Regions from separate parts of the Homo sapiens genome. Here region 1 is linked to region 2. Evidence: read pairs that join two places in POLR2A ChIA-PET (ENCODE). Cell type or tissue: OCI-LY7. All regions are shown on one strand. Each heading gives the region's core, and the rest is flanking DNA. Links, peaks and the distances in the headings are about the cores only.

What was found. Peaks named below come from ENCODE experiments on the same cell type or tissue, not always from the same donor. Only the 100,000 strongest peaks of a DNase experiment are listed, where the experiment ranks them.
Region 1: POLR2A ChIA-PET joins it to region 2 with 6 read pairs; 16 of 35 experiments call an interaction of 5 or more read pairs at or near these places.

What each region holds. Positions count from the first base shown.
Region 1 is chr9:37,053,179-37,065,943 of GRCh38, reverse strand. No RefSeq gene overlaps it. Among named protein-coding and RNA genes, the nearest start is that of PAX5, 25 kb to the right of the region's middle. RefSeq lists a silencer at 3,316-3,516 and an enhancer at 11,525-12,077. In OCI-LY7, for the core only: no CTCF peak of the experiment used is centred there; no DNase peak of the experiment used is centred there; H3K27ac peaks cover 72 bases.
Region 2 is chr9:37,106,836-37,119,600 of GRCh38, reverse strand. LOC105376034 (a long non-coding RNA gene) reads left to right here. Exons shown (of 3, transcript NR_188580.1): 2 at 6,346-7,031; 3 at 7,407-7,615. Among named protein-coding and RNA genes, the nearest start is that of ZCCHC7, 7.4 kb to the left of the region's middle. In OCI-LY7, for the core only: no CTCF peak of the experiment used is centred there; no DNase peak of the experiment used is centred there; H3K27ac peaks cover 428 bases.

The DNA of each region.
Region 1 (12,765 bases), core at 1,540-9,539, 54 kb after region 2:
TATTTCCTCCACCTTTGCTTCTGATTCTGCTCATCATCCATTGTTAGTATCCCAGATTAGAATCTGATTAGGACACGCTGGCTGCTTGAACTTTGGGGCTTATTGCTACCAAATATTCGAGCCCAGTCCAACTTTTGTTTCCTAACTGCCTCTACCCCAAGGCCTGATGAAACCCACTTCTTTTGGCCCAAGGAAACTCACATGCTGGCAACATTTATGTACTGTATTCATTTCCTAGGGCTTCCCATAACAAATTATGAAAAAAATGGGGTGACTTTTTTTAACTTGTTTTAACAGCAAGAATTTCTTTTCTCACAGTTTTGGAGGCTAGAAGTCTGAGATCAAGACATTGGCAGGTCCATGCTCTCTGATGGCTTTAAGGAAGAGCCCTCCCTGCCTCTTCCTGGCTTCTGTAGGTTCTTGGCAATCCTTGGTTTGTAGATGCATCACTCCAACCTCTGCCTCTGTCATCACATGGCTACATCTTCTCCCTGCATGTCTCCTTCTTCCTCCTATAAGGCCATTAGTCATACTGAATTAAGAACCCATCATATCTTAACTGATATCTCCAATGACGCTGGTTTCCAAATAAGGTCACTTTTTTTTTTTTTTTTTTTTTTGGAGACAGAGTCTCGCTCTGTCACCCAGGCTGGAGTGCAGTGGTGCAATCTCAGCTCACTGTAACTTCCACCTCCTGGGTTCAAGCGATTCATGTGCCTCAGCCTCCAGAGCAGCTAAAGATAATTTTTTGTGTTTTTAGTAGAGACAGTTTCACCATGTTGCCCAGTCTGGTCTCCAACTCCTGAGCTCAGGCAATCTGCCTACCTGGGCCTCCCAACGTGCCAGAATTACAGGTATGAGCCACCACGCCCAGCCAAATAAGGTCACATTCTGAGATATTAGGGTTTAGGACTTCACCATATCATTTGGGGTGACACAATTCAACCCATAGCAGTATATATTTATCATTTGCAAGGACTTACTTCTCCCTCTCTGACTCATTCCAGTATTAGAAGAGAAAATTGTACTTATAAAGGAAACTTTACAACATTTTATTGAAGCAAAGCAACAGGTGAGCAGAAAAATCAAGAGCCCTCAACTAAAAGTCAAAGGACAGGATTATTGTGCCAGGTATGACATAATTTTCCTGTGTGAACTTTCAAGCCACTTTCTCTCTGTGCCCTTCAGTTTCCTCATCCGTAAAATGAGGAAACAGACTTCATAATTGCCAAGGCAGGTCCCGTTAAGCTCCCCAATTCTAAGATTCTTCGACGTATGCATCCATCGCTAATAGATCTTCTGCAAAGGATACTGTGGGCTTGTTTAAACTGTTTCCTCAGATTGCTTATGCTCAAGGTCTCTCTCGGTCCATTTCCAATTACTCTCCTGTTATCTGTGCGATAGTTTGGCTTATTTGAAAACATCTAGAGAATTCAGTAACCTTGATTCCAAGTGTGAAATATAAAGGCTGCATTTAAAGCTCCATAATTGGACCCAGACATTTCTCCTAATGCTATTAAATCTTCTCATCTAACCTTGATTCAAGGAATATTGTGCAGTTTCCTCTTATGGAGACTCAGAAGCATGCACTGAGGTCAGAGGGGAAAGGAGGAGAATGGGAAGATTTAGGGTCATGACGTATAATTTTACTTATCATTCCATCTGTGAAATTGGCTTACATACTTCCTCCCTGACTTATTTGTACCACTGACTCCTCCAGGGCAGGTGCTCCGTCTTATTCATCTCTGAGTGCACACAAGGACATGCATTTGCCCCCAAAATAGCACATGGCCCAGCCAGTATTGGAGGGAAAAGGGAGGGAGGAAGGCAGAGAGGCCATTCATAAGAGAAGTCCCATCACTGCTCTATTTTCACCCCCACCCTCCTCCTCTGATCCCCTAGACTCAGGTCCTCAGATCCAGGGACTGATTCTCCTTTTTTTTTTTTTTTTTTTTTTCCTTTTTTCTTTTGAGAAAGAGTGATTCTCCTTTTTAAAAAATTGTGGTAAAATAGGCTGGGCATGGTGGCTCATGACTGTAATCCCAGCACTTTGGGAGGTCGAGGCGGGCAGATCACTTGAGGTCACGAGTTTGAGACCAGCCTGACCAACATGTCTAAACCCCATCTCTACTGAAAATATAAAAATTAGCCAGGTGTGGTGGTGCGTGCCTGTAGTCCCAGCTACTTGGGAGGCTGAGGCAGGAGAATTGCTCGAACCTGGGAGGTGGAGGTTGCAATGAGCCGAGATCATGCCACTGCACTCCAGCCTGGGTGACAGAGGGAGACTCCATCTCAAAAAAAAAAAAAAAAAAATTATCCTGGTGTTGGGGCATGTTCCTATAGTCTCAGCTACTTGCGGGGCTGAGGTGGGAGAATTGATTGAGCCTGGAAGGTTGAGGCTGCAGTGTGCTATGATCGCCCTACAGCACTCCAGCCTGGGTGACAGAGTCAGAGACCCTGTCTCAAAAAAAAAAAAAATTATACCAATTTAATAATTTTTAACAGTATAGTTGAGTGGCATTAAATACATTGACATCGTTATACAACCATCACTACCATCCATCTGCAGAGCTTTTTCGTCTTCCCAAACTGAAACTCTGTACCCAGAAAGCAATAATTCCCCATTCCCCTCTTTCCTTGGTCCCTGGCAACCACCATTCTACTTTCCAGCTCTAAGAATTTGACAGTTCTGGGTATGTTATATAAGTGGAATCACACAATATTTGTCCTTTTTATTTTTTTTGAGACAGGGTCTGGCTCTGCCACCCAGGCTGGAGTACAGTGGCATGATCTCAGCTCACTGCAACCTCCACCTCCCAGGCTCAAGTGATCCTCCCACTTCACACTCCCAAGTAGTTGGGAATACAGGCACGTGCCATCAGCATTACAGGCGTGCACTACTGGGCCCGACCGTATTTGTCCTTTTGTGTCTGACTTATTTCATTTAGCATAATGTCTTCAAGGTTTATCCAGGGCTAGGTGAGGTGGCTCATGCCTGTAATCCCAACACTTTGGGGGGCTAACGCAGGAGGATCACTTGGGGCAGAGTTTGAGTCCAGCCTGGGCAATGTCCGAGACTTCGTCTCTACAAAAACTATACAAATTAGCCAGACATGGTGATGTGTGCCTGTTGTCCCAGCTACTTGGGAGGCTGAGGTGGGAGGATCACTTGCGCCTAGGAAGTCGAGGCTGCATTGAGCTGTGTTTATACCACTTGCATTTTAGCCTGGAATGCAAGTGGTACCAACTTGCAAGGTCCTGTCTGAAAAAATAAAAAAGGTTCATCCAGGTTGCAGTATGTGTCAGAATTAGAAACTGATTCTTCCTGAGAGCTACAGAACCTTCAAATTCCCTTCCAATGCTAAGTTCCTCTTTCTCAGCAGGAAGATATGCCTTCTTTGATTAAGCAAGAGTGAGAACAGGACTGATCCAGCCTCCCGGTCTTCACCACACCGTCTTTGTATCCAGGCCCTTGAGACCTCAACTTTAGAGCTTCCTTGGCCCTCATTCGTTTGGTCATTTAACAGATACTTACTTGAGCTCCTGCTCTGTAGGTATCTTCTCCAGTCCTATATGGAGTGTTTATAATCCGACAGAAAAAAAAAGATATATAAATAAATGCAGCCAGACACGGTGGCTCATGCCTGTAATCCCAACACTTTGGGAGGCCAAGGCAGGAGGATTGCTTGAGGCCAGGAGTTCAAGACCAGCCTGGGCAACAAGGCAAGACCTCATCTCTACTAACAAAAAAAGAAAAAGAAATGTGAAGTAAGGTACTCACAGCTTCTAAGAGAGAAGTATTATGGAGCTCATGGCAACACAAGAGTAGGAGTTCATATGTAACTAAGAGAATGAGAAAAGTTTGTACAAGTGATTCTCTGAATCTTGACGTAAGAGTGAGTGTTCTCTGTGCAGAAACCAGGATCAGGCTGAAGCTCACCAGCCATCAGGCTCTGCCAGAGCCATGGCATAGAGGCATGACTCAGCTTTGTGTGTTTGTGAAACTGCAAGTGAGCTGGCCTGACTGGAGCACAGCATGTTGGAGAATGGAGGAAGAGAGGAAAACACCGTGAAAGAATAGACTTACTGGGAAGCTATAGAGGAAGGTTTGGGTCTGGTCAAAAAGTCCAGGTATGGTAGGTAAGGAATTGGATTTTATCCTCAGGACAATCAAGACCCATGGAAGGTTTTAAGAAGAGTAATGTGGTCAATTACATGTTTTTTACACCCTTTCTAATGGCTAGCGTAGGGAAGGTGAGACTGGAGGTGAAGCCAGTTAGGAGACTATTGCCTGAGACCAGGCGAGGGGTAACACAGTTACGGTGGGATAGAGGCAGCATTGTGCCTGAGCTAACTCAGACTGGCTCATGACAACTGATTGTCAAATCTTAAGGAATTTTGCAAGCTGGTTGTTAAGCCCAGTCATTCTTATAAATTAAATTATATAAACTTACAATTCAATAAATTATATTTTTCAGCCTGGGTGCAGTGGCTCATGCCTGTAATCCCAGCAGTTTGGGAGGCTGAGGCAAGTGGATCATTTGAGGTCAGGAGTTTGAGACCAGCCTGGCCAACATGGTGAAACCCCATCTCTACTAAAAATACAAAAATTAGCTGGGCGGTAGTGGCGCCTGCCTGTAATCTCAGCTACTCGGGAGGCTGAGGCAGGAGAATCACTTGTACCCGGGAGGCAGAGGTGGTGGTGAGCCGAGATCACACCACTGCACTCCAGTCTGGGCGACAGAGTGAGACCCTGTCACAAAAAAAAAAAAAAAAAGTTATATTTTTCAAATGGTAATAAATATTCAAAATTCACTTCCTAATTCTAGTTTTTTTGTTTTGTTTTGTTTTTGGAACACAGTCTTGCTCTGTTGCCAAGGCTACAGTGCAGTGGCACAATCATAGCTCTCTGTAAACTCAAACTCCTGGGCTCAAGTGAACCTCTCGGCTCAGCTTCCTGAGAAAGTGGAACTATAGATGTTCGCCACCATGCCTGCTACTTTACTATTTAACATTTTATAGAGATGGGTCTTCCTATGTTGCCCACACTGGTCTCAAATGCCTGGGCTCAAGCGATCCTCCTGCCTCAGCCTCCCAAAGTGCTAGGATCACAGGCATGAGCCAGCATGCCCAGCCCTAATTATTGTACTATTGTCTTAGCTCTAAAGGTAAGTTACCTCTATTTTATCTGTATGGTGGAGATGCTATATAATGATGTGCTGCTGCGCCTCTCTTCCCAACAAAGTGTTCAACACCATCGAGGTGGTAACTTGAAATCAACCACTGTGGGAATATTTATATACTAAGAAAATCAGCAGTTGCTTTACACCTGGACATTCTCCCCCTGAGAGCCAGTTATTAGCACGCCACTGCATGGGGTCTCTGTGGCCTGGAGACACATGCTCCAAGAAAGGGAAAGTAGTAGAATCTTTTGGCCATATCTGGGCTGGCAGAGTCAACGTGCTAGTTTGTAAGAACTCCCCTACTTTAGTAGCCTCTCTCTGTAGGGTTCTGTGCTGTTCTAAAGTCTATCACAGACCTTGCAGTAGGAAGGGAGTTTTTGTTGTTGTTGTTGTTGTTGTTGTTGTTTTTGAGACAGAATCTAGCTCTGTCACCAGACTGGAGTGCAGTGGTACAATCTCGGCTCACTGCAACCTCCGGTTCATGCCATTCTCCTGCCTCAGCCTCCCGAGTAGCTGGGACTACAGGCACCCGCCACCACGCCCGGCTAATTTTTTTGTATTTTTAGTAGAGATGGGGTTTCACCACATTAGCCAGGATGGTTTCGATCTCCTGACCTCGTGATCCGCCTGCCTTGGCCTCCCAAAGTGCTGGGATTACAGGCGTGAGCCTCTGTGCCGGGCCGGAAGGGAGTATTCTTTTAATTCCCAAGGACTTTGCTGGTTCTGTAGTGCCTGAAGTGCAGGGCCAAGGATGTTATTTGTCTTTTTTTTCTTTATTATTTATTTTAGTATTATTATTTAAAAGAGACAGTCTCACTATGTTGCCCAGGCTGGTCTTGAACTCCTGGGCTCAAGCAATCCTCCTGCCTTGGCCTCCCAAAGTGCTGGGATTACAAGTGTGAGCCACTGCGCCTGGCCCAAGGATGTTATTTGTTGGCCAGTAATTTGCAGTTGAGGGAGAATGGAACAGCAAAACTCCCGTCTTCATCCTACCTCTCTGAGGTTTTGACTGAATACGTCTGGACATCCTTGGAAAGATTTAACAGCAGTCACAGAGATATGTTAAGATCATATTTTCGAGGCCAGGCACGGTGGCTCATGCCTATAATCCTAGCACTTTGGGAGGCCAAGATGGGCAGATTGCTTGAGCCCAGGAGTTCAAGACCAGCCTAGCAGAATGTTGAAACCCTGTCTCTACAAAAAACACAAACATTAGCTGGGCATGGGGGTGTGCATGCCTGGAGTCCCAGCTACTTGGGAGGCTGGGGTGGGAGGATTGCCTGAGTCCAGGGAGGATGAGGCTGCAGTGGGCCGTGATTGTGTCACCTACACTCCAGCCTTGGCAGCAGAGTGACACACTGTGTCTCAAAAAAACAAAGGATCATATTTTCGTATTATAAATAATACCATCACTTTAGATTGGAGAAGGTTGGGGTGTTGAGGGTGGGAGCAGAGGCAAGGAGACCGGTTGAGCAACTGTGGTAGTCATCCTGGAGAGAGGTGACGAGAACTAAATCAGGGGAATGACATGGGGTATAGATCTGAGAGATGGAGCAGAGAAAGAATCAACAGTACATAGTGACTTGTTGGGGGTGGGGGAGGAGGGGAGAATCACTGGGTGGCTGGTGAAACCATTTATTGAGACAGAGAAACCAGAGAAATGGTAGATGTTTAAGGGGACCACTCTTGAACTCACTGACTTTGAAGTGCTGGGACATCCAGGTGCTAAAGCCTGGTGGGCAATTGGAGAGAGAAGAAAGGCACAGGAAGAGAGAGCTCTGCATCTACATGTGTTGTGTATTGGGGAGTCTTCAGTCAAGAGATGATCATTGCAATCTCGGGCAGGAATGAACTTACTGAGGGGCAATGTGTAGAGTGAGAAGAGAATCAAGGACAGCACCCTGGAGTTGAACCTCAAGGTTTAAGAGGCAGACCAGGGAGCTGAAGGATTGAGGGGGAAGGATTGGATACCATGGTAAGAGAAATAGGAGAAAACTGAGAGGGACTGGTGACTTTGGGAAGAGAGTTTGGGAGACAGAATTGATTGTGGTGTCTGATAACACTGGGAAAGAAAGGGAAATGAAAACTAGAGAGGCCACTGGATGTGTGGGGAGCTAGGGGGGCCCCGGAGCCCATCTTCAGAGCAGTCTGAGTGAAGTGGGGAGCAGAAATCAGAGTGCTCTGGATTGAGGAGGGTGTGGGAGATACGATTATGGAGGAACACACAGAAGGTCTTCTTATGAAGCCCATACTAGAGAGGGACCCAAGTCAAGGGAGGTTTGTAGATTTTTTACTGGATTTTTTACTGGATTTTTTAAGGTAAGAGAGACCTGAGCATGCTTATGGCTGTGGAAAAGTAGAGAAGAGGCTGAAGAGACCAGGAATTATCAATCAAGTGACCCATCGAGGTAGAAAAACCCTGGATTGGCAGATTACTCAAGCTTTTCATGTACACATGAATCATCTGGGGATCTTGTTAAAATTCAGATTCTCATTCAGTAGGTCTAGGGCGAGGCCTGAGAGTTTCCATTCTAAGAAGCTTCCAGGTGATGCTGATGCTTCTTGTCGATGAACCGCACTTTGGGAAGCAAGGCACTGGAGCTCTGAATTGCATTTGTGTGTCCATTTGTCCATCTCCGTCCCTAGACCCTGAAGCAGGATCCTTCCAGATAATCCCTACTGTCGAACACAGCACATGTCATATAAAAGTTTGTTCAATGCGGGCCAAGGGTGGTAGTTCACGCCTGTAACCCCAGCACTTTGGGATGCCAAGGTGGGAGGATTTCCTGAGCTCAGGAGTTCAAGACCAGCCTGGGCAACATGGCAAAACCCTGTCTCTACCAAAAATACAAAAATAATAATAATAATAATAATAATTACCAGGCATGGTGGCACATGTGTGTAGTACCAGCTACTCAGGAGGCTAAGGTGGGAAGATCGCTTCAGCCTGGGAGGCCGAGGTTGCAGTGAGCTGAGATCTTACCACCTATACTCCAGCCTAAGTGACAAAGTGAGACAAAACCCTCTCAAAAAAAAAAAGAGTTTGTTGAATGCATTAAAAGCATGTTGAATATGAAAGACATTTAATAGGTACTACCTATAACTATAAAAAGTGGGGAGGTACCCTAAAGTACAATAACATGAGAATGGGTAAGTAAATTATAGTACAAGTGAGTATACTTCAGAATAGTCTTAAATAATTAAGGTGGTCATTATGAAGTCCATATAATAATGTGGGGAAATTCCTATGATACAGTTTTAGAAGGCATGTGAATTTTTGCTTATCATAGCCACTGTGGGATATTATGCATTTGGACAAAAACTAGAACAGAACAGAAAATAATCAGCAAGTTTGATTACTTGGAGCAATAGGATGATGGAAACATTTTTCACTTGGATTTCTGTGGATGTTACAAAAATTCAGGCAAAAAAAAAAGCAACACCTATGAAAGAAAAGAAATTAAACGTGCATGTTCTAATTGTGGAAAATCAAAACAGAGATAAGTAAACCCCACATATGGTGGCTTAGATTTGGGATTGTATGTACTGTTTAAAAATATATAGGCAGGGCATGATGGCTCACACCTGTAATCTCCTCCCTTTGGGAGGTCGAAGTGGGTGTATCACGTGAGGTCAGGAGTTTGAGACCAGCCTGGCCAACATGGTGAAACCCCGTCTCTACTAAAATACAAAAATTAGCTGGGTTTGGTGGCACGTGCCTGTAATTCCAGCTACTCAGAGGCTGAGGCATGAGAATCACTTGAACCCAGGAGTTGGAGGTTGCAGTGGGCTGAGATCGAACCACTGCACTCTAGCCTGGGTGACAGAGGGAGACTCTGTCTCAAAAAAAAAAAAAACATATATATCTATCTATATATGTATATATACACACACATGTTAACTTTTCTTTACACAATTACTCATCATGATTTTGACAGCATCTCTCTTCCTTTGTCCCTTCTTTCCTTCCTTTCTTTCCTTTTCTTATGCTTTCCCTCTCCCCTCCACTTTTTAAGACATCTCTCCCTTAAGGAATTCCCATTCCCATTCCCATTCCATTCCCTTAAGGAATCCCAGTGATAGCTCATCAAAGAAGCACATGAATAGCTGACATTATGTAATGCTTTGACATTTGGCATTCCCAAGGCATTACCCCACCCCTGATGCAGAATAAGTTGTCAGAGCATGAAATTGGTATTTTTACATATTCTTAATGTACAGATGTCAGTCTGAAAACCATTCGCTAGTATTATGATTACATTCTTTGTCTCATTTTCTTTGTATGCCAAGATTTGTTTTTGTGATTTCTTTTCTTTTGGGAGTTTCAAAGAGGGAAGACAAAACTTTAATAATTCAGTTTACTGATGCCGCCAAAAGGAAAAAGCAAACTTTTAAGTCTCTGACCACTTTTGGCAATGATACTCCTGGCACAGAAGTAAAGATGTAACAAGAAGGAACAGATGCAAACTGGAAATACAATCAGTGGCCCACTCAGCTTGTTCCAAATCAAATATGCCTGCAGTTTACAAGTTTGTTACTCTGTGTTAATCACATAAATGAATAGCCTAGGCTTATGGGAGGAACCCTGTGCCTAAAAAATAATAACATTGTGGAAAATACACAAGATAAGAACCAGAAGGGATTTAGAAACACCCTGGTCCATTCTCCATGTATTCAGTGATGCAGGGGTGAGGGGGAAAATATATTCTAGGTGTGGTCAAGGAAGGTCTCCCTGAGGAGACGACATTAAGTGGAGACTTGAAGGAGAAGGAGCTGGGCATGCAGAAAGCCAGAGGGTAGAACATTCTAGGCAGAAGGAATAACAAGAACTAAGGGTCTGAGAAAATAATAATTCCTAACATTTATTTAACACTTAATATGTGCCTGGCGCTATTCTAAACACATTACATATATTACCTCACATATTCTTTTTTTTTTTCAGAGACTGGGTCTCACTCCGTCACCCAGACTGGAGTGCAGTGGCATGATCATACATAGCTCACTGCAGTCTCAAACTCCTGGGTTCAAGCGATCCTTTCGTCTTGGCTTCTCAAAGCACTGGGATTACAGGTGTGAGCCACGGAGCCCAGCCTACCTCATGTGTTCTTCACAGCAGCTCTATGAGGCAGAGAATATCATTGTCTCCATTCTATAGGTGGGGAAATGAAGCACACCACAGTTAGGTAACCTCCCCAAGGCTGAACAGCTAGTAAGTGCGAGAGCTGGGATTCTAACCCAGCAGTACAATTCCAGAGTCCATATGCTTAACCATTTTGCCATGCTGACAAAGTTGGGGCTGAACCCCTAGTCTCCTGACTTCTACTTCAATGCCTATCCCAGTTATATACATGTATATAGGTACTTATACACACTCCCAACTTTCCCTCTCAGGAGTCTATATAAACAAGGGACATCTGAAGGTGCCTTCTCTAATCAAGTTGCTAGAATTGAGATGCCCATGGGGAATCTGTGTTGGCACTCCACCCTGAGGGGCGCAGTCACCCTGAAGACATAGGCTTCATGTCTCATGTGGAAATTTCCTAGGTGTATCCCCCAGTGCAGGCAGCCCTGGGAAAACTGGTTGAAGATGGTGGCAAGGACAGAATCGATGGCTCATTGACAGTCTGTTTGGGGCCTGAGATGAAAGCTTAGGGCTATGGTAGATTCAGCTCAGTGATATGTGGTCAGAGTCGAGGCCATCCAAAGGAGAGAGGTCATGGACCATGGTTGTCATGAAAAACTTCTAGAACTGGCCAGAGCTCCACAAGGAAGGACTTGAGCTAAATTGGCAAGTTGTTAAGAGCTCCAGGTTGTTTGAGACCCATACTGCTTCCTACCTGCGTTTCACTTCATTCATTCATTTGTGCATTTAATTATTATTTTATCTGGCCATTTATTCATTCAACAAATTTTTACCCTGTGTCTGCCACATGCCATTCCTCTGCTAGGCAGTGAGATACAAAGATGTAGTCCCTATTCTAGAGGAGCTCAAAGTCTAGAGAGATGGGAGAGGGCATAGTTCAGAGAAGAATTCCTGGGGAAGGCAACACTGAATAGAGTCTCTCTGGAAAGAGTAGAGAGGGAAGACCAGTGAAGACAAAGGAAACAGCAAATGCAAAGCTACACTGACATGAGGGAGCCTGGCTCAGTTGGATACATGCAAATCTTGCTCATACACCATGAAAACTGAATATGGAGGGTGTGAGTATCAAGGGTATAGAGCAAAGCCAGAAAGAGAAATGTGCTACCCCGCCTTTGTTACAAGGCAGTGGTTAAGCAATACAGGAGAAAGTGGAGAGGATGCCGGCCTGGGGATCTGGAGACTGGGGTCCAACCTGAGCTCTGTGCTAATTGAGGAGGTGACCTTGGACAGGTCTCTTCTGCTCTCTGGACTTCAGTTTGACCCTTTGTAAAATGACAGGGTAGGATTATGGTGATGTCTTAGGGGCTGTCTTCCAGCTCTATCATTCTGTGATTCTAAATCCCTTTATAACAAACTCTAGGAGAGGAGCTTTTCTCTTGCAAATGGAGTGTAAAGTTAATCCTGCCTGTGCTGATGCTAACTAATGTGTGTGTGTGGTTTATCCCACTTCATTAAACCCTGACTCCCCACAGAGCAATGCATGAGGCAGCCCAGGCAGGTAAATACTAAAGTGTTGCTGAACTGGGTCTCCTAGTGGAAAATGATTTCCCCTAACTCTTTCTCAAGTTTACCAACACAAAGCATATAACCCCCATTTTCCACACTGTTACCTTGCCACATGTGCAGATTTTAGACCCAATCGTAGAGTATGGTAAGTCGTGTCCTCATACTTCATTTATGTCGGCATCCTCCACAACCCCCACCATGCTGCCAGTGACATCATCGTTTTCCATATGAAGAAACTAAAGCTCAGACAGATTAGACCACTTGGTAGGAGAGACACAGTCCCATGTGATGTGTGACCCATAAAGTGAGGGCAATGCTTCTGTTGACTGAATACTCGCCAAGGGGTGAAAAAATGACAAGCTTTCAGGTAAAGTTCCCAGGTGAAAAACTTCCCCAAGGTTCTTACCTTTTGTGAAGATCTTGCAGGTTCCAAGTCACTTTTTTCTTTTTTTTGAGACAGGCTGTCACTCTGGAGTGTAGTGACGTGATCTTGGCTTACTGCTGCCAGGTGATCCTCCTGCCTCAGCCTCCCGAGTTGCTGGGACTACAGGCATTACCTTGCCCAGTTAATTTTTTATTTTTTGTAGAGATGAGGATCTGCCATGTTGTCCAGGCTAGTCTTGAATTCTTGGTCTCAAGTGATCCTCCTGCCTCCACCTCCCAAAGTTCTGGGATTACAGATGTGAGCCACTACACCCAACCACTTTTTTTTTTAAGACTAAAAGAGAACACTCATTCTAGGTTGTCAGTTGAAAACAAATGCTAATTGTCTTGGGTTCCCTGAATTCTTCTTTTATTGTGAAGTATAGTGCAGATACTGAAAATGCAGAAAGCATATGTATATAGTTTAATGAATAATTAAAAGTGATCCCTGATAATCCCCATCCTAGTAAGGATATAGAATATAATGTTGGGTGAAAAACAAGACACAGA
Region 2 (12,765 bases), core at 755-8,754:
TTAAAGGTATCGATCCTCCCACCTCTGTCTCCCAAAGCACTGGGATCACAGGCATGAGCCATTACACTTCTTGTAGCAGCTACGAGTGAATTTTTTTCTTTCTTTATGGTTTTTTTTTTTTTTTTTTTTTTTTTTTTCCTGAGACGGAGTTTCGCAGTTGTTGCCCAGGCTGGAGTGCAATGGCGCGGTCTCGGCTCACTGCAACCTCCGCCTCCCAGATTCAAGCCATCCTCCTGCCTCAGCCTCCGAAGTAGCTGGGATTACAGGCGCCTGCCACCACGCCCAGCTAATTTTTGTATTTTTAGTAGAGTCGGGGTTTCACCATGTTGGCCAGGCTGGTCTCGAACTCCTGGCCTCGACCTGCCAAAGTGCTGGGATTAGAGGCGTGAGCCACCGCGCCCGGCCACGAGTGAATTTTTAAAGGAAAAAAGAAGAGGCTTTTGCTAAACTACATACCAAGAATTGACACTAAAATAACATAAGCTATCCATTGGCTACACATTGTTCTTTCTATCACAAATTTTAGGAACACGAAGATAAAGGGTGATGCAGGTACTGGGAAGAAAAGAACAAAATGCCTTTAAACAATTGCCACACACCCCTACCCCCCACCCCCACCCCCACCACCACCTACATGGGATGGTGCTAACTGAAGTACCATACTCAAGTCCCTCTGGGCCTGATAAAGTTTGAATGCCTGCCTGGCTAATGGGGTAGCTCTCACCTGTTTGGGAGCCCGAAGTGGGAGGATAGCTTAAGGCCGAGAATTCGAAACCAGCCGGGGTAATATAGCAAGACGCTGTCTCTACAAAAAAATTTAAAAATTTAAAAATTAACTGGGCGACTGGGCGCAGTGGCTCACGCCTGTAATCCCAGCACTTTGGGAGGCCGAGGCGGGCGGATCACCTGAGGTCAGGAGTTGGAGACCAGCCTGACCAACATGGCGAAACCCCGTCTCTAGTAAAAATACAAAATTAGCCGGGCGTGATGGCGCATGCCTGTAATCCTAGCCACTCCTGAGGTTAAGGCAGGAGAATCGCTTTAACCCGGCAGGCGGAGGTTGCAGTGAGCCGAGATTGCGCCATTGCACTCCACCCTGGGCAGCAAGAGAGAAACTCCGTGTCAAAAAAATAATAATAATAACAGGGCGTGGTGGCCCACACCTGGAGTCCCAGCTGTTCCTGGCTGAGGTTTGAACTGCGGAGGTCTAGGCTGCAGTGAGCCGAGATCGCACCATTGCACTCCAGAATGAGACCGTCTGAACAAAAATGTTTAAAGCTCAAGCAAGGTGCCTCATGGCTGTAATCCCAGCACTTTGGGAGGTTGAGGCAGGTGGATCGCTTGAGCTCAGGAGTTGGAGACCAGCCTGGGCAACATAAGAAGACCCCATCTATATTTAAAATAAGATCCTTTTCTTAATTAAAAAATTATATAAAAATAAATTTAAAAAAACAAATCTTTTTATAAAAATAAAAATAAATAAGAAATTTTAAATAGTAAAAATTAGCCAGGCGTGGTGGCACACAACTGTATTCCTAGCTACTAAGGAGGCCAAGGTGAGAAGATTGCTTGAGCCTGAGAGTTCAAGGTCATAGTGAGCTGTGATCACACCACTGCACTCCAGCCTGGATGAGAGACCCCATATCTTTAATTTTTAAAAAAATTATTTTTGCATACCTTTAACGTAACTTAGACTGCTCTGAACTATTTTTCTCCTCTCATAATGACACACTGCCAATTCATTGGCCTATTTCAATTCTCCTCAAGACAAGTGTGAGTTTGATTGTTTTCACCAACGTTTATTGAACATCTATCTGTTAAAAGACGGTGTTAGAAAGTGCAGAAAAGCTGTAAATTTTTAAGTCACTGATCTCATAGAGATAGGCATCTAGCTAGGAAAACAGTTATAGTCTAGGAGTTTGGCCAGAAAAGAATTAGAACATTTAATTAACATTATGGGGTAAGTGCTGGGAAGGAGAAGGACAAGGTACTATGAAAAGGTAAAATTGGAGAACCACTTTCCAGAAAAGAAAACAGGCATAGAAGCACATCACAGATGACTAGATTGTTTGTTTTGGTAATATGTATTGTGTAAAACAAATGTCACCTTTTTAAAAATTTAAAAATATATTGCCAGGATTACTCCTGTCCATCTATTATAATATTTTAAATTTCGACAACACTTTGTGGATTTTTTTTTTTTTTTTGAGAAAGGGTCTTGCTCTGTCACCCAGGCTGGAGTGCAGTGGTGTAATCACAGCTCACTGAAACCTATCTCCCAAATGATGCTCCCGCATTAACCTCCCAAGTAGCTGGGACTAAAGGCACACACCACCATGCTGAGTTAATTATTTTTTTAATTTTTAAAACTTTTTTGTAGAGATAGGGTCTCCCCGTATTGCCCAGGCTGGTCTCCAGCTTCTGGGCTCCAGGCCTCAAGTGATCCCCCCACCTCAGCCTCCCAAAGTCCTAGGATTACAGGCATGAGACACTCAGCCCCACCAATACTTTCAAGTTGATGTTTTAAGTTCCAATTTCACACACACAAAAAAAGAAAAGAGGCGTAGAAAGGCTAAGTAAAACTTATAGAAGGCCACAAGTATAGGAAATAATAGTTATGTGCTTCATAATGACATTCCACTCAAAACCAGACTGCATATATGATGATTATTTTATCATATTTTTACTGTACCTCTTCCATGTTTAGATGCACAAATACTTATTGTGTTATAGTCACCTACAGTATTCAGTACAGTAACATGTAGCAGTTTGTAATCTGGGAGCAATAGGCTACATCATGTGGCCTAGGTGTTTACTTGACTATACCATCTAGGTTTGTGTAAATATGCTCGATGAAGTTTGCACAATGAAAAAATCACCTAACAATGCACTTCTCAAAACTTATCCCCATCATTAAATGACACGACTGTACTCCTAATTACCATGTCCCATCTTCCCACTGTCACACATGCATTCAACAAAGATTTACTGCTTTCCCATGCTCAGAATGCTTCAGCCTACCCCTTTAGTTTATGTCTTCAAACCTAGAGTCCTTTGGATGGCATAAAAGGCACTTCATGAGCTGACATCTGCCTACTGTTGACGCTGAATCCTGGGCAGTTGCCAGAACACACCATGCCCTCCCACACCTGTGCCTTTGCAGAGAACACTCCACTGCCTGTAAAGCCCTTCTCCCTGTCCTTCTAACATATACCCACTCACCCTACTCTGCTGAAGTTTTGGGTCTTCAGGGAAACTTTCCACCTTAGCCTCTCTCCACATACACAGCATTTCTCTTTCTAATTGAAGCTGTCTCTACTCCCCATTTCTCCTTTTTATTTTATTTTATTTTTTTTTTGACGCAGGGTCTCACTCTGTCACTCAGGCTGGAGTGCAGTGGTGTAAACACAGCTCACTGGAGCCTCAACCTCCTGGGCTCAAGAGATCCTCCCACCTGAGCCTCCCAAGAAGCTGGGACTACAGGCGTGCATCACCACACTGCACCTGGCTAATTTAAAACTATATACATTTTGTAGAGATGGGATCTCGCCATGTTGACCAGGCTGGTCTTGAACTGTCTCAAGCAGTCCTCCCGCCTCAGTGTGAACCACAGTGCTCAGCCCCTACTTCTTGAAATCATGGGTGACAGCATGCACAAATATCCTGAAGTCTTTCTTACAGAGTATCTTCTAAAGAGACCAACGTTTATTTTATTTATTTATTTATTTATTTATTTATTTATTTATTTGAGATGGAGTCTCACTCTATCACCCAGGCTGGAGAGCAGTGGCGCGATCTCGGCTCACTGCAAACTCCTCCGCCTCCCGGGTTCACGCCATTCTCCTGCCTCAGCCTCCTGAGTAGCTAGGACTACAGGCACCCGCCACAACGCCCAGCTTATTTTTTTGTATTTTTAGTAGAGACAGGGTTTCACTGTGTTAGCCAGGATGGTCTCGATCTCCTGACCTCGTGATCCACCCGCCTCTGCCTCCCAAAGTGCTGGCATTACGGGCGTGAGCCACCACGCCCTGCCTAGACCAACATTTATTTGAGAAGGGAAGCACCTGTTCTTCCCACGAAAGTGGCAGTAGGACATCAACAGTGCACAGCTGAATTGGGATGAGGGGCCAAGACAAAGCAGAAATCTGCTGCAGAGAGCAGGAAAGATAAAGGATATTCTGCAGCAGGATCTGGGCAAGTGGCACTCATCCATATCCTTTGCATTGCAAAGAGAGGAGCTACTTCCTTCCTTTTTATTTTCCAGTTTATTGGTGGCTCTTAGAACCTCTGAGAACTAACTGATTTTGACCTCTTAACAGTTGCCTTTCAACTACCATTCATCCACTGCAAGCCTACTGTGTAACAGGCCCTTTTTAGCCATTTCAGATATTATTGTCTCTTGCCCAGCTTCAAGTGACTCTCTTAGGGAGGGATTAGCCTCACCTCACTAGTATGGAAATGGAGACTTGGAGTAATCAAGTGACTTGCTCTGAATTACACAGCTGGGAAGTGGTGAAGCTGGAATTCAACTCAAGTTATGTCTAGATCTAAAACTCATGCTCTTTTCTATGCTCAAAGCTGCATTTCAAAATTGAACTTTAGCATGGAGTCTATGATGACTGGCTCATGTCTCTCCACCCAGCACCTAGCCCAAGGCCAAGCACAGAGAAGGCTCACAGTGGACACTTTTGGAATGAGTAGATTTTGTATGGAATGGTTGGTAAATGAAGGCCTGGGCATGGTGTGAACAGTGTTATGGGACAGCAGAGGAGGGGGTGGTGGCTGATTAGGGGACATGGGGAAGCCTCTGCAGAGGAACAGAATTGAGTGAGGCCTGGAGAAATAAGTAGTCAGACAAAGACGGACAATTCAGCATTCTCACAGCAAAGACCACTAACAGGCAATTCACAGAACAAGAAACCCAAAGGCCGTGAATAGGTGCTCTGCATCACTAACAGTCAGAAAAATGCAAATTATCTCATGCACAGTAGATGAGAATACAAACTGGAAAAGTGTGTTAGGAGAGCTATTTAATAGCATCTATCGCTATTATGAGGTATGTTCTTAAATGTATGTACAAACATTGTGATAGAAAAAAATGGAAACAAATATTCATTAGTAGGGAACGATCTAAACAAGGACATACTTATACTATTAAAAAAAATGCCACTTTTGGCCTGGCACAGTGGCTCACACCTGTAATCCTAGCACTTTGGTAGGCTAAGGAAGGCAGACTTCTTGAGCCCAGAAGTTCCAGACCAGCCTGGGTAACATGGCGAAACCCTGTCTCAACAAAAATACAAAAATTAGCTGGGAATGGTGATATGCATCAGTAGTCCCAGCTACTCGGGAGGCTGAGGTGGGAGGATCACTTGAGCCCAGTAGGTGGAGACCAGCCTGGCCAACATGGCAAAACCCCCGTCTACTAAAAATACAGAAATTAGCCGTGCACGGTGGCACACGCCTGTAGACGCAGCTTCAACAAAAAGATATAGAAAGATTCACAAAGACATACAGTTCAGTGAAAAAAGGTACATTGCAGAGCAGTAGGTGTATTGTGAAATCTTTTTTTTATTTTTTTATTTTTTGTGACAGAGTCTCACTCTGTTGCCCAGGCTGGAGTGAAATGGCATGATCTCAGCTCACTGCAACCTCCACCTCCCCGGCTCAAGTGATTCTCCTGCCTCAGCTTCCCAAGTAGCAGGTACTACAGGCACCTGCAACCACGCCCAGTTAATTTTTGTATTTTTAGTAAAGACAGGGTTTCACCATGTTGGCCAGGCTGGTCTTGAACTCCTGGCCTCAAGTGATCCACCCACCCCAGCCACCCAAAGTGCTGGGATTACAGGCAGGAGCCACCGAACCCAGCCCATTTTTATGTTTTTAAAGGGTACCTGTGTGTCTGTATGTAGATATGTGTGTACATAGATACATAGACAAAATACTGCATGGATGCCAATTGTTAACAGTGGTTATTTACATCTTAGGAGGGGAGTGGGAGTAAGAGATTGAAGGACTTTCATCTAAACAAAAAAATGTGAGACATTATTCATTGAGAAAAACAGCATGTAACTTCTGTGGTATTCCCATCAAAAGTACATAACTTGAATATAAACATGAGAAAACTATCAAACACATATTGAGGGACATTCTACAAAATACTGGACTTATCTCTCCAAAACTGTCAGTGGCAGGAAATGCAAAGAAAGACCGAGGAGCTGTACCACATTAAAGGAACAATTGGCAACATCCAGATCTAGGTTAGAGGACAGCACTGCATTAACGTTATTTCCTCGATTTTTATATTTACATTATGTAGGAGAACGTCTTGGTTTTATTTTTCAGGTCGAGCACACTGAACTACCTGGAGTAAAGGGGCATCATGTCTGAAACTGATGCTTAAGTGGCTCAGAAAAAAAATTCTGGGAGCTAGAGGGAGAGAGAGACAGAGGAGTGTGGTAAAAAGTTATCATTTGGGGGGTCTGCGTAAAAGGTATATGAGGATTCTTTGTACGGATTTTGCAACTTTTCTCCCAGTCTGAAATTATGTCAAAATATAAAATTAAAAGGCAAAATTAAAAGAATGAGTGAGAGTTTACTAGGTAGAGAAGCAGAAGGATCTTCTGGTAAAGGAACAGGATAAGCAAAAGCATCACAAGTGTGCGAGTCTTCTGTGTTGACAAACAAGCCCTGACTCTGAATATCCAGGACTAGCATGGTGTGGGGAGACGGGGATTAGAGGGATAACGAGCAGCATAACCCACAAATGGACACATTTCCCTGCTACCTAAGATTAGAAGTAAAGACTTTAGGCCTACATTATACCCAGCCTCAAGAGTTGCAAGACATAACATGAGTTCTCATGGCGGCTCAGTCTTTGCATTGGCAGTGTCTCTTCATCCAGTGACTGTGTGGAACAATGGAAACCCGAGAATCATGGCTGAAAGGGACATCTAGTCCAACTCTCTCATTTTGCAGAAGGGACAACTAAGATGCAAAATGAAGAAGAGATTTGCAAGGTCCCAGCAAAGGTTAGTGTTAAAACTGGCCTCTAGTTCCCAGTCCATCATTCTTTCTGTTGCACCAAAGTCTAAATAATAAGGGAGAAGAAATAGAAGGCTAGCAAGGGAAATGACTGAATGTTAAAGTTTGGACGTTTTTTATTTGCCAAAATTACAAACTTAGTGTCTATACAATTTTAAAAGTAAACGATATAGATACCAATGTTATTGTAGAAACTGTCGTCACTGAAGCCAATAGCTTCCAACTGGTAAGTGATATTCAATTCAGGCTCCTAGGTCTGAAGCAGCAATCAAGGTGATTCTCAGGAATTCTCAATGACATTGGTACCCATCTGGATTTGTTGAAAAGTTTAACATCCTTTTGTATTATTCATGATTTTGCAGTTCTTCAAATTGCAAGATGATGGAGAGAGCACACAATTTTCAACCAGGCTATGAAATCGTTCTTGAAAATGTGGACATTCATAGAGATGGCTTTTAATTTTTCTTGGAGACTGCCTTTCCTTATGAAATAATGAAATTTAAAAATATGTATTATAAATTAAACTATATACTTACTATTCTCATTATAATAAAATCCTAGGGATAAGGAACTAGTATTGCAAGGGCACCATTCCCGTTTTTTATTATTATTCCTAGCTGGAATTTTATTCCTCAAGGCTTAGCTCTAAGTGACTATATAATGAATACTGACTGGCAAAACTATTGGGATTCTAATTTAAGAATCATCAGATTCTGCACAAGAAATCTTGAAGCATGTCATCAGTAACATGTGGAGAAGCTGTCTAAAAAGGCATGCCTTTCTTTTAAATGTCCATGAGCCCTGGATCCACAGATTATGAGACATGAAGGATCACGCATGCTCAAACAGGGCTTATTTAGGTGTCATCTATAGAGGGGCTGCTCTCTTCAGCTGCCCGTCCCGGACCCGGGAATTATGTCTACAGTTTTCAGTTTCCACATGTCTTTGCGGCAATGCTACCATGAATTATTTTACTTGGGACTTTAGATTAACCACAAAAGAAACTAATTGAAAATAACTAAGATCATTCTGTCATGTGAGCCACAGTTTACTACAGTCAACTTAAGCACAATTATATATGATAAACTATAGACGTGATGCTTTGTGTTTCAACCATTATTATCCATTGTTTCTTACTCAACTGGTGAAACCATTAGCAATATGGGGCTTTAAAAGGACTGTCTCTGTGATATCCTCTTCCTCTGCCTCCCTTCGGGATCTGATATTCTTCTGTGGTTGACTGACGAGTCTGCATATGGGTGTTGTATTTCTTTTATCAGACCTATTAATTGCAGAAGGTTCTGTCTCCCTATCCCCAATACCTCAAACTTCCTGTTTCCTGTACAGTCTTCAAAAACTCTATCTGCATGGCTCTAGCAATCCCTGTTCTTACTTGCTATGGACAGATCTGTTAAAATCCTGGAACTGCCATACAGTTTCTTCAGAATGTTTGATGTCTCCCTCCAGAGAATGGCTTTTTTCTCATTGTGCTATGCTGTTGCTCTCAGAACTTACCCCCTGGAACTTTCTCTTTTCTGTGCCTATGCTCAGCTGTGGGGGAATAATAAGAGAGGTTTTATTCCTATTTATTATCATGTATGATAGGAATAATAAGAAGGAATAATGAGAATAATGATAGGAATAATGAGAATCGCTTGAATCTGGGAGGCAGAGGTTGCAGTGAGCCAAGATCACGCCACTGTACTCCAGCCTGGGTGACAGAGTGAGACTCTGTCTCCAAAAAAAAAAAAAAGAAAAGAAATCATACATATGTAACCTTCTATGTCTGGCTACTTTCACATAACACAAAAATTTTTGAGGTTCATCCATTGTGGCACATATCAGTACTTCATTCTTTGTTTTTTTTTTTTTTTTGAAACAGTATCTGTTGCTGAGGCTGGAGTGTAGTGATCAAATCATGGCTCACTGCAGCCTCGAACTCCCAGATTCAATCAATCCTCCCACCTTAGCCTCCCAGGTACCTGGAATTATAGACATGCCACCATGTCCAGCTAATTTTTGTACTTTTTGTAGAGATAGGGTTTTGCCATGCTTCCCAAGCTAGTCTCAAACTCTTGGGCTCAAGCAATCTGCCTAACTCAGCCTCCCAAACTGGTGGGATTACAGGCATGACCTACCTCAGTCAGCCATTTCATTCTTTTTAATGGCTGAATAATATTCCATTATATGTATATACCACAATTTGTTTATCCATACATCTACTGACAGGCATTTGGATTGTTTCCACCTTTGGGTTGTTATGAGTAACGCTACTACAAACATTCACAGACAAGTTTCTATGTGAACAAATGTTTTCGTTTCTATTCATATACCTAGAATTATTGGGTCATTATGGTAATCCAATGTTTTACTTTTTGAGGAACCACCAAGCTGTTTTCCACAGTGGCTACATGATTTTACATTCCAAACTGTAATGTACCAGGATTCCTATTTCTTCACATACTTACCAACACTTGTTATTTTCAATTTTTTAAGTTATAGTAATCCTAGTGGGTGTGAAATGGCATTTCATTGTGATTTTGACTTAAATTTCTTTAATGACCAATAAAGTTGAACATTTTAATGTGAATGTAGGCTATTTGTACATTTTCTCTGGAGAACTATCTATTCAAATCCACTATCAATTTTTAAATTGAATTGTTTGTATTTTTGTTGTGGAGTCACAAATTTTTTTTTTTTTTTTTTTTTGAGACAGGGTCTCGCTCTGTCACCTAAGCTGGAGTGCAGTAGTGTGATCTCGGCTCCCCGCAACCTCTGCCTCTGGGGCTCCATCAATCCTCCTACCTCAGCCTCCTGAGTAGCTGAGACTTCAGTTGTGAACCAACACATTCAGCTAATTTTTGTATTTTTTGTAAAGACAGAGTTTTGCCATGTTGCCCAGGCTGATCTCCAACTCCTGGGCTCAAGGGATGAGCCTGCCTCAGCCTCCCAAAGTGCTGGGATTACAGAAGCAAGCCACTGCACCTGGCTGAGCATTTTTTATATATTCTGAATACTAAACCCTTATGAGATATGATTTATAAGTATTTTCTCCCATTCTGTAGGTTACCTTTTCACTTTATTGATAATATCCTTTGATTTGGAAAGGTTTTAATTTTTGTGAAATCTAATTGATGTATTCTTTTGTTGCTTGTGCTTTAGTGTTAGTTCTAAGAATCCATTGCCAAATCCAAGCTCATAAAGATTTACCCCTGCTTTCTTCTAATAGTTTTATACTTTTGGCTCTTATATTTAGGTAATTGATCCATTTCAGTTAATCTTTGTATATGGAGTGAGGTAGGGGTCCAACTTCATTCTTTTGCATGTAGTTTCCCAGTTCCAGCACCATCTTCTGAAGACACTTTTTTTTCCCTATTGAATGTTCTTGGCACCCTTGTTGATAAATCAATTCGCCATAGGTGTTTGGGTTTATTTCTGGACTCTCAACTCTATTCTGTTGATATATATGTCTATCCTTATGCCAGCACCACACTGTTTTGATTATTGTAGCTTTGTAGTACTTTATTTCTCTTTTTCAATATTGTTTTGGCTGTTTAGGGCCTCATGCAATTCTGTGTGAATTTGAGGATCAACCTTTCCATTTACACAAAAATGGCCATTAAAATTGTTATAGGGATTGCATTGAATCTGTAGATCATTTTGGGAGTACTGCCATCTTAACAATATTAAGTTTTCTGATACATAACCATGGAATTTCATTATATTAAATTAGGTCTTTTTAAATTTTATTCAGCAGTTTTATACTTTTCAGTGTGCAAGTCCTTCACCTCCTTGGTTAAATTTACACAAAAATGGCCATTAAAATTTTTATAGGGATTGCGTTGAATCTGTAAGTCATTTTGGGAGTACTGCCATCTTAACAATATTAAGTTTTCTGATACATAACCATGGAATTTCATGTTAAGTTAGGTCTTTTTAAATTTTATTCAGCAGTTTTATACTTTTCAGTGTACATGTCCTTCACCTTTCTTGATGAATGGTCTGATCAAATGCATTCCTGAGAGATGCAAAACTTGCATAAACCATAAAATTCTATATCCCAATCAGAATAAAATTCCTAAGAATTGTATTTGATTCTTCTGGATGCTATTATGAATGGAATTTTTTTTTAGGATTGTTCCTTGGTGATGTACAGAAACACAACTGGTTTTTGTGTGTTGATCTTGTACCCTAGAAATTTGCTAAATCAATTTACTAGATCTAATAGATTTTTTGTGTATTCCTTGGGATTTTCTATATGTAGAGTCCTGTGTTCTGCAACTGTAAATATTTATTTCTTCCTTTCCAATTTGGATGACTTGTGATTCCAAATGATGACAGTGTTTTACTTTTTCTTTCCAAGATGCTCTGGCTAGGACTCCCAGTACCATGTTGAGTAGCAGTGATGAAAGCAGGCATCCTTATATTGTTTCTGATCTTAGGGGGAAAGCTTTCAGTCTATCACCATTAAGTTTGAAAAGCTTCCTTATCTTTTGGTCTTTGGTTGGGGTTGGACAATAGGCAGCATGAGCTAAATTTAGGAGGACAGGAGGGGAATGAAGTCACACCGTTGGTGTGCTGGCTCCCTCTCTGCTGCGTCTCCATGAGTTGATTGCGTTCCTCTACAAAAGACCACAGCTCCTGTCAGGTGACCTTCTTCATACAGCCACTCCCTTCCTTCCTGGCCCTTTTAGGTGTAACTAAAAGGTGAATGCTCCCTGCAATGGCTAGCCCTAGGGTGCCATACCTTGTTGTCTTCCCTGAGTTCTGCCCACCCCTCTGTAAACTGTCCCTTCATGAAACTACTCAATTCTTCATTCAGAATGTACACCTGTTTCCTGCAGAGACTCTAATTCAAAGACTTAACAGTGAGTAAATGGGCACATCTCTCTGGACTGAAGTCAGCCTGCAGTGGTCCAGCAACACTCCAAAGTGAGTGAGGTTTTAACAACCACCTTACAGTCTTTTCTGGCTTTTGAACATATATAAGTCTGTGACTGGGTATGCGGTAGGAGGAGTTTGGTGAGAACAAGGAAGAGAACTTGCTGCTTTTCATGTCAGCTACGTGTACCTTAGAGATGCAACTTGCATAAACTGTAAAATTCTGTATCCCAATCAGAATTGCTGAATCAAAGATTTGGAACTGCAACTTCTTCAAATGGGAAGACAAATATTTCCTCCACCTTTGCTTCTGATTCTGCTCATCATCCATTGTTAGTATCCCAGATTAGAATCTGATTGGGACATGCTGGCTGCTTGAACTTTGGGGCTTATTGCTACCAAATATTCGAGCCCAGCCCAACTTTTGTTTCATAACTGCCTCTACCCCAAGGCCTGATGGAACCCACCTCTTTTGGCCCAAGGAAACTCACATGCTGGCAACATTTGTGTACTGTATTCATTTCCTAGGGCTGCCCACAACAAATTACCAAAAAGTGGGGTGACTTAAAACAGCAAGAATTTCTTTTCTCACAGTTTTGGAGGCTAGAAGTCCGAGATCAAGATGTTGGCAGGTCCATGCTCTCTGATGGCTTTAAGGAAGAACCCTCCCTGCCTCTTCCTGGCTTCTGTAGGTTCTTGGCAATCCTTGGTTTGTAGATGCATCACTCCAACCTCTGCCTCTGTCATCACATGGCTACATCTTCTTCCTGTGTGTCTTATTCTTCCTCCCATGAGGCCATCAGTCATATTGAATTGAGAACCCATCAGGCTGGGCATGGT